2 separate regions of the Homo sapiens genome follow, and region 1 is linked to region 2. A link is a contact called in ENCODE Hi-C or POLR2A ChIA-PET data. All regions are on one chromosome and are shown on one strand. Each heading gives the region's core, a stretch centred on a gene start or an enhancer-like site at or near the end of the contact. The rest is flanking DNA. Distances are from core to core; before and after follow the strand shown.

Region 1 (4,542 bases), core at 1,008-3,507, 210 kb before region 2:
CGGTGGGAGGACTGCTTGAGGCCAGGAGTTCGAGAGCAGCCAGGCAACACAGAGAAACCCCACCTCTATAAAAAAAATTTGTTTAATTAGCTGGGGGGTGGTGGTGCACACCTGTAGTTCTAGCTACTTGGGAGTCTGGTGGGGAAGGATCGCTGGAGCCCAGGAGTTTGAGGTGGTGGTGAGCTATGACTGCCCCATGGCCCTCCAGTCTGGGCACCAGAGCAAGACCTTGTCTCTAAAAAAAATAAAATCAGGCCGGGCCCAGTGGCTCATGCCTGTAATCCCAGCACTTTGGGAAATTGAGGCGGGTGGATCACCTGAGGTCAGGAGTTGGAGACCAGCCTGGCCAACATGGTGAAACCCCATCTCTACTGAAAATACAAAAATTAGCTGGGCGTGGTGGCACGTGCCTGTAATCCCAGCTACTTGGGAGGCTGAGGCAGGAGAATCACTTGAACCCGGGTGGCGGAGGTTGCAGTGAGCTGAGATCGTGCCACTGCACTCCAGCCTGGGCAATAGAGTGAGACTCTAACTCAATAATAATAATAATAATAATAATAATAATAATAATAATAATAATAAAATTAAAATTAGTACCAACCACCACCATCAGTGGTCAAAATGGTAAATTTTGTTATGCGTATTTTACTATGGTTAAAATAAAAGCATTAAAAAAAGCAATCGCCAGCCATCATGCCTGCTGGCCCCACATCCTCACACCCAAGCAGAGGCTTCTCCTTCATGCCCTGCTCTGGGGACATGCAGAGGGGTGGTGGCTGCCCTCCCAGGGCACACTCAGGCCCTTCTGAGAACACAGCGCACGACCTGACATACAGAGCAGGCTTCCCAGAAGCGACGGGCCCAGCCCTGGTGCAGGCTGGGTGGCCAGTACACCCTGGGGCTGTCTCCTCCCCAGCCCCAGGGCTGACACACCAGCTGCCCCCAGTTCCTGGAGACCTGTGGACCCGAGGTCACCAGGGGCATGCTCCGGGCCAGACACCCGCTGCTCCTCACCTGGGCCTTGCAAGTCACCCCCATGCAAAGGAGCCAGCTTATCAGATCTGGGCCAGGAGCAGCGGGCAGTGGGCACACAACCATGGTCAACCCATGAGGGCTGGAGGGACAGGGGTAGGGAGATGGCGGATACCTATGGCAGTCATTCCATCAAGGACAGTGACTCTTTATAAGGTGTTTGCTATATATGTGGCAGGCTCAGAGCGGCAAGCCTAATGTTGAAGTTTCTCCATTAGCCGCACACTAGCCTGGCCCCCAGCAGGCAGGGAATTCCTGTCCTCACCCCTCCTGCCCTAGGTAGGGGTGTGGACTCCTTCCTTCCCCACCGCTCTCCTTTTACAGTCTGCCTGGCTTGAACCCTGACTCCCCTGCCCTTGATTGGGCTGTATGACTCTGGCAAGCTTTCAACTTTCTGTGCCTCTGTTTTCACATCTGTAAAATGGGAATAATGGGACAAGCCTCGAAGGCTTCTTCTGAGGATTAAGAGAGTCAATCCATGTAAAACAGGTAGTGTCCGGCACACAACAAACCCTCAATAAAAGTGAGCTTCATTATTACTCAGTTTAGGAACCTCATCCCCACCCCACAGTCTCTTTACAACATCCTCCAGAGGGGCACACTCAGGCATAAAGAACGCCAGGCCAAACTGGCAAACCCATGTTCCAGCTCCTTAACTGCCTGTTTACCGGTAACCTTGGCCAAGACCCTCCTCAACACCCATAAAAAAAGGGGCTGCAGCGAGATGAAGGTCACAATCTGGATCTGACTTGGGGTCGGACATCTCTGAGAATCTGAAGATGGTGGACACTCTCCTTAAAACAGCCAAGTATCATTTATTCACAGGACTTTTCTGACAATTTCAACAGGATTCACAGGCTTTTGTCTAAGAATGCCCACAGTGGATGGCAGTATGTACTTCTCAGTCCAGGCGTTTACAAAACATTTCAAGCTCATATAAATTTGGGGCAATGCCATCAGGATTTCTACCGTGTTTAAGATCTTTGGTGGCCGAAAGCCAGCCCTGAGAATTCTGAGTCCATGCGGGTGAGGGTATCTCAGCACATGTGGGTGCTGGACACAAGACGTGGGGTAGGTCACCAGGGCACGGCAGATGGAGGGCCACATCCTGCAGCTCCCTTGTCTCTGCCCCCAGGCCTGCCCACACCTGGAAGAGGGGAGCCCCCTCCAGCAGCCAGTGTCTCCTGCCACCTCCCCACCCCCAGCACTTCCTCTTCCTGCTCTGGCCTGCCACCCCGGAACCTGAAACCCAAGACAGGACAAGCAGCAGCGGCTGTTGCTGAGCTGCCCCAGGTCCACTGCTACTGATCCACTCACTGGAAACGTCTGGAGCCTTTAGGTGGCTCAGGCCCTGAGCTGGCCGCTGGGGTGTGTATGGGGGGCCTGTATACAGGTCTGCAGTCCCATTCTGCTCCCTACTTGGTGCCTCGCCTGTGCCCCAGCCACCCCCGAGGTAGTGTCTCTCCCCCTCTATGCAGTCAGGACCACAGAACAAACCACACAGCTGGCTGCAAACTGGCTCCTCCACTTACAAAGCTGTTGACCTTGGATAAGGATCTCAACCTCTCTGTGCCACAGCTTCCACACCTATAAAATAGAGGCTGACAGGGGCAGTGGCTCATGCCTGTAATCCCAGCACACTGGGAAGCTGAGGAGGGTGGATCACTTGAGGCCAGGAGTTCAAGACCAGCCTGGCCAACATGGTGAAACCCTGTCTCTACTAAAAATACAAAAATTAGTCAGGGGTGGGCCAGGTGTGGTGGCTCATGCCTGTAATCCCAGCACTTTGGGAGGCCGAAGCAGGCAGATAACTTGAGGTTAGGAGTTCAAGATCAGCCGGGCCAACATGGTGACACCCTGCCTCTACTTAAAATACAAAAAAATTAGCTGAGTGTGGTGGCACACACCTGTAATCCCAGAAAATTGGGAGGCTGAGCCATGAGAATCGCTTGAACCTGGACATGGAGGTTGCAGTGAACCGAAATCATGCCACTATACTCCGGTGTGGGCAACAGAGTGAGACTCCATCTCAAAAAAAAAAAAAAAATTAGCTGGGGTGTGGTGGTGGGCACCTGTAATCCCAGCTAATTGGGAGGCTGAGGCAGGAGAATCGCTTGAACCCGGGAGGCAGAGGTTGCAGTGAGCCAAGATAGTGCCACTACACTCCAGTCTTGGTGACAGAGCATGGTCTGTCTCAAAAAAAAAAAAAAAAAAGAGAATCCCACGAGTTACTAATACCATTATTCTTCTTTTACAAACGAGGAAACTGAGGCTCAGAAAGGTGATGTCAGCTGTCCAAAGGGTTACTCTGCTGCTGGATTCAAAACCAAGTCCACTTGGCTCCACAGCCCGGGTATGAAGGGGGCAAAGGAGCACCTCCCTCACATGGTGGCTGAGATTAAATGTAGTTTTCATATGTAGATGTTTAGCATAGGGCCAGCTACAGCAGCTCAATAAATCTTGGTTAAAAAGAAAAACACAGGGCCGGGCGCGGTGGCTCACGTATGCAATCCCAGCACTTTGGGAGGCCGAGGTGGGTGGATCACGAGGTCAAGAGCTCGAGACCAGCCTGGCCAATATGGTGAAACCCCGTCTCTACTAAAAATACAAAAATTAGCTGGGCGTGGTAATGCGTGCCTATAGTCCCAGCTGCTCAGGAGGCTGAGGCAGGAGAATCGCTTGAACCCAGGAGGTGGAGGTTGCAGTGAACCAAGATCGCGCCATTGCACTCCAGCCAGGGCAACAAGAGCGAAACTCTGTCTAAAAAAAAAAAAAAAAAAAAAAAGAAAGAAAGAAAGAAAGAAAAACACATAAAGCAGGCACACACCTGTAATCCAGCAATTTAGGGAGCTGATGTAGGAGGATCACTTGAGTCCAGGAATTCGAGATCTCCCTGGGCAACACAGTGAGACCTCATCTCTACAAAATCAAAAAATTAGCTGGGTGTAGTGAGTATACCTGTAGTCCTAGCTACTCAGAAGGCTGAGGTGAGAGAATCCCTTGAGCCCAGGAGGTTGAGGCTACAATGAGCCGTGATTGCGCTACTGCACCCCAGCCTGGGCAACAAAGTGAGACCCTATCTCACACACACACACAGACACACACACACACACAAAGAAAAAAAAATTAGCTGGATATAGTGGGCATGACTGTAGCCCCAGCTACTTTTTGTTTTTTGAGATGGAGTCTCACTCTGTCACCCAGGCTGGAGTGCGCTGGCACAATTTGGCTCACTGCAACCTCCCCCTCCCGGGTTCAAGCGATTCTCCTGCCTCAGCCTCCTGAGTAGCTGGGATTACAGGCGCCCGCCACTATGCCCAGCTAACTTTTGTATTTTTAGTAGAGACGGGGTTTCACCTTGTTGCTCAGGCTGGTCTTGAACTCCCGACCTCAGATGATCTCCCCACCTCAGCCTCACAAAGTGCTGGGATTACAGGTGTGAGCCACCGCACCTGGCCAGTCCCAGCTACTTGAGAGGCTAAGGCAGGAGGATCCCTTGAGCCCAGGAGT
Region 2 (4,439 bases), core at 1,927-4,426:
CCTTTTCTTGCTGATGGCTGAGTTTTCTATTTGTCCCTTTTATTTTTACTATGGCAAAACAGTTTTAATTAAAATGAGACAAGGCCACGTGGAGTGGATCCAGCACTTTGGGAGGGATCACCTGAGGTCAGGAGTTCAAGACCAGCCTGACCACAATATGGTGAAACCCCATCTCTACTAAAAATACAAAAATTAGCCAGGAGTGGTGGTGCATGCCTGTAGTCCCAGCTACTCAGGAGGCTGAGACAGGAGAATCGCTTGAACCCAGGACACGGAGGTTGCAGTGAGCTGAGATTGCGCCATTATACTCCAGCCTGGCGACCGCGAGACCGCATTTCAAAAAAAAAAGAGAAAGATCTCATCTAGATACATGTCTCCTGTTAATTTAAATCCACAGACCCTTGTTGACTCAATCTAAAGACACTTGAAGCCACTGTACCCCAGAATTTAACTCAGGAATCCACTTCACTCCATGGTTTATAAAAATGTGACTTTCTTTTGTAAGCCTGATTGATTGTTTAAAATGCAGTGTCCTCATGAATGGTAATATTTGTTTTCTTGACAGCCTGAGTTCTCCAAACCTCCAAACATTAATAATATAGCTACCCTGATATCCAGTAAAGTCATCCTCTTCCTTAAGAATTGCTTTAAGGTTAATCATTGTTCTCTGGTGAACGGATCCCGTAGTCACTCATTAGTAGCCAAGACAGATTTGTGGCTGCAACTGGGACTAGTTAAGGGAAGTAGGGCTCAGGGTTAGAAGGCAGTGTTTCTCCTCTAAGGGTTCCTGGAGCACACAGGTCTGCTAGGGAGGGGCTGCCAGGGCTGGGGATCCAAGCCACCACATGGATGTGCAATACAGCAGAGACACAGCAGATCTGTAGTTTCAGGACAGGCCATTGTATAACACAGTGGCCATAAACTCTCCCAAGAGTACTGAACAATCCAGTAAGATTGTACTTCAGTACAAATCCATGGTCTCTGTACAGACCTATTTTATTTTATTTATTTTGAGACAGAGTCTCGCTCTTGTCCAGGCTGGAGTGCAGTGGTATGATCTCAGCTCACTGCAACCTCTGCCTCCCAGGTTCAAGCAATTCTCCTGCCTCAGCCTCCCCAGTAGTTGGGACTACAGGTGCCTGCCACCATGCCCAGTTAACTTTTGTATTTTTAGTAGAGATAGGGTTTCACCCACCATGTTGGCCAGGCTGGTCTCGAACTCCTGACCTCAGGTGATCTGCTGGTCTCAGCCTCCTAAAGTGCTGGGATTACAGGGATGAGCCACCGTCCCCAGCCTCTTTTATTTTTAAAATGAGCCAAAGATGAGGCCAGCCGAGGCTAAATGCTACAAGCAACTACTCTGAGCCTACACGCCATGTCTGATGAAGTAATGAAAGGACCATAAACCCAAGGGAATGTTTGCTGTGTCAAATCACAGCTTAGTAACCTAGAAAAGAGGCTCTGTCCCTTCCTCTAGGGAATCTGATGTTTACAAAGGAAGACACCATGGCACCTCAAATGACATCCTTTCATATTGTGAAGATGGGATAAAGAGACTTCACTGTATTCCACTGCAGACTTATCCATATGACATGACCTATTTAAAAAATTTACTTAAAGCAGCATGGGGCTGGGTGCAGTGGCTCATACCTGTAACCCCAGCACTTTGAGAGGCCGAGGCGGGCGAATCACCCGAGGTCAGGAGTTTGAGACCAGCCTGGCCAACATGGTAAAACCCTGTCTCTATTAAAAATACAAAATTAGCTGGGAGTGTAGTATGCACCTGTGATCCCAGCTACTCAGGAGGAAAAGGCAGAAGAATCACTTGAACCTGGGAAGCGGAGGTTGCGATAAGCCAAGATTGCACCATTGAACTTCAGCCTGGGCAACAGAGCAAGACTCTGTCTAAAAAAAAAAAAAAAAAAAAAAAATTGTTTAAAATTATCCAGGCATGGTGGTATGCATTATATGCCAGCTCCTGGGGAGGCTGAGGCGGGAGGGCTGCTTGAGCCCAGAAGTTAAGACTGTAGTGAGCTATGATCATGCCACTGTACTCTGCCTGGGTGGGCAACAGCAAGACTCTGTCTTTAAAAAAAAAAGGGGGGGGAGGGGGTAGAAAGGCATGCCAGTTTAAAAATTCAAATTCCAGGGGGAAATGCTTGCCCTCTGCCAAACAAGCCAATTTCCAAGTATCAAGCCTGTTACACTAAACATTTCTGTTGTCTGACATTTCTATTATCTGGCTAATAAACCAGGGTTACTTCAAACTACTATCTAAAAAATCCACCAAGCATTTTGTACTCTTTCTATAAAGAAGCCACTAAAACTTAATACACAAATCTAAGAGTAAACATTAAACTGCTTTAAACTAAGACTGTATAAATCTGAATTTTTGAATTTAAGTTTAGACAAAACCAGCACCTACTGCTTAGCTTCTATGGCCTGGATTTAAAGACTTGCCACCACCAAGTTACCAATTTGGAGGAAATGTTAAGATTTCCAGAGTCTCATCAAAAGATTACTTTGGGAGGAAGAGGCGGGTGGATCATGAGGTCAGGAGATTGAGACTATCCTGGCTAACACAGTGAAACCCCGTCTCTACTAAATATACAGAAAAATTAGCCGGGCGTGGTGGCGGGTGCCTGTAGTCCCAGCTACTTGGGAGGCTGAGGCAGGAGAATGGCATGAACCCAGGAGGTGGAATTTGCAGTGAGCTGAGATCACGCCACTGCACTCCGGCCTGGGCAACAGAGCGAGACTCTGTCTCAAAAAAAAAAAAAAAGTTTAGACAAAAAGCACAAGTGCCCACAAAACTCTGGCAACTTATGCTGCTTCTAAAGGGAAACCATGACCTGCTCAAGCCAGTTACTACCAATTGTGGTTGCAGACAAACAAGTGGGAGGCCTTGATTTACATGCTTTGATCTTCAAAAGCAGAAAATTTTTTTCTTTACTATTAGCCACACAAACTTTCTGCCCAAAGCACAGGGGCATCTGCCTCCTGGTGTTCACAGGTATTTTCAGCTCTGTTGATGGACTAATAAATTCTGAGCACCCAAGGCCATATGTGTTACTCACTGCACAGTCAGGAGATAACAGACTCTGAGAAGTGGCCACTCCCAGCTGCACTGAAATGACAGTTGGTCTCAACTCAACCATCCTGAGTCAAGTCAAGTTGGACCTAAAAGAGATTTCACAACATTTTTGCATAATAGCTCAAGTTCCTCTTTTTTTTTTTTTTTTTTTGAGACGGAGTTTCGCTCGTCGCCCAGCCTGGAGTGCAATGGCACGATCTTGGCTCACTGCAACCTCCGCCTTCCAGTTTCAGGCGATTCTCCTGCCTCAGCCTCCTGAGTAGTTGGGATTACAGGGACCCGCCACCATGCCCAGCTAATTTTCGTATTTTTAGTTGAGACAGTTTCACCATGTTGACCAGGCTGGTCTCGAACTCTTGACCTCATGATCCACCCGCCTCAGCCTCCCAAAGTGCTAGGATTACAGGCATGAGCCACCACACCTGGCCCAAGTTTCTCATTTCTTATGTGGTACTGGAAGGGTTAAGAGCAACTCTGGCATCAGAGCTAGGTTCAAATTCTGCATAGCCACTTTTTAACCATGAGGTTTTAGACAAGTCTAACTTCTCAGAGGTTAGAGAAGCAAAGCAATGTTTATTTCAGAAAGTTGCTTTGAGGACTGCAGAGGCAACTACAGCACCTAGCGCAATACCTGGACACAAGAAACAGCACATCAGCAGTTAACCTTACTGATAAGCAAGCAGGAAATGTAAGCACTGTTGCTCATGTGGCATTGTTTTTTTCTTTTTTTTCTTTTTTTTTTTTTTTGAGACAAGGTCTGGCTCTGTTACCCAAGTTGGATTTCAGTGGTGTGATCTTGGCTCACTGTAACCTCCACACCCAAGGCTCAAGCCATCCTCCTACCTCAGCCTCCTGAGTAGCTGGGACTACCACGCCTGGCTAATTTTTTCCAAAGACAGGGTTTCGCCATGTTGTCCAAGCTAGTCTTGAACTTGTGAGCTCAAGCATTCCTCCAGCCTCAACCTCACAAGGTCCTAGGATTACAGGCGTGAGCCACCGCACCCGGCCCCCATGTGACATCTTTGAAGGTGCTCCCACCATCTCTTCTGAAGAGGGGTGCTAGGCCAGGTCACTTGATTTAGGAACTGACCAAGACAATGTAAACAAAAGCTTTTAAAACTAATTTTATTCCTAAAGTTAAAATCAGCTAGCGGGTAGCACTGAAAATACACCTTCACTATACAAAACAATGTAAACTGATTACACATTAATAAGGAATTTAGCACACACACTTCTAATAAAAGAAGCTAGATGCAGCCCTTGCTATAAAAAGCTATACCTGAACAAAAATGGACATGTGGAGTCTAAGGCCCTGGCAGTCGACTAGAGAATGTCAGTTGTTCCC

What was found. Hi-C counts contacts between places; a loop is a spot of excess contacts on that map. ChIA-PET counts read pairs that join two places held with the same protein, here RNA polymerase II (POLR2A). Pooled maps may share reads with other maps.
Region 1: a pooled map shows a loop between it and region 2 (2.5-fold over the local background). The contact joins two enhancer-like sites. A Hi-C loop is called at or near these places in 2 of 50 pooled maps. POLR2A ChIA-PET finds 5 or more read pairs at or near these places in 3 of 52 experiments (CD8-positive, alpha-beta memory T cell, WTC11 and naive thymus-derived CD8-positive, alpha-beta T cell).

The regions. Positions count from the first base shown.
Region 1 is chr12:121,635,391-121,639,932 of GRCh38, reverse strand. It overlaps the pseudogene ORAI1. Among named protein-coding and RNA genes, the nearest start is that of MORN3, 32 kb to the left of the region's middle. RefSeq lists enhancers at 451-968, 969-1,486, 2,011-2,100, 2,161-2,230. Within about 2 kb of position 2,257, at least 16 of the 41 ENCODE cell types and tissues checked have a DNase peak (open chromatin) inside an H3K27ac peak, as active enhancers do.
Region 2 is chr12:121,424,113-121,428,551 of GRCh38, reverse strand. It overlaps RNF34 (ring finger protein 34), which reads right to left. Exons shown (of 6, transcript NM_025126.4): 6 at 4,204-4,439. It also overlaps a transcript of KDM2B not described here. Among named protein-coding and RNA genes, the nearest start is that of MIR7107, 18 kb to the left of the region's middle. RefSeq lists an enhancer at 2,963-3,042. Within about 2 kb of position 3,176, at least 8 of the 41 ENCODE cell types and tissues checked have a DNase peak (open chromatin) inside an H3K27ac peak, as active enhancers do.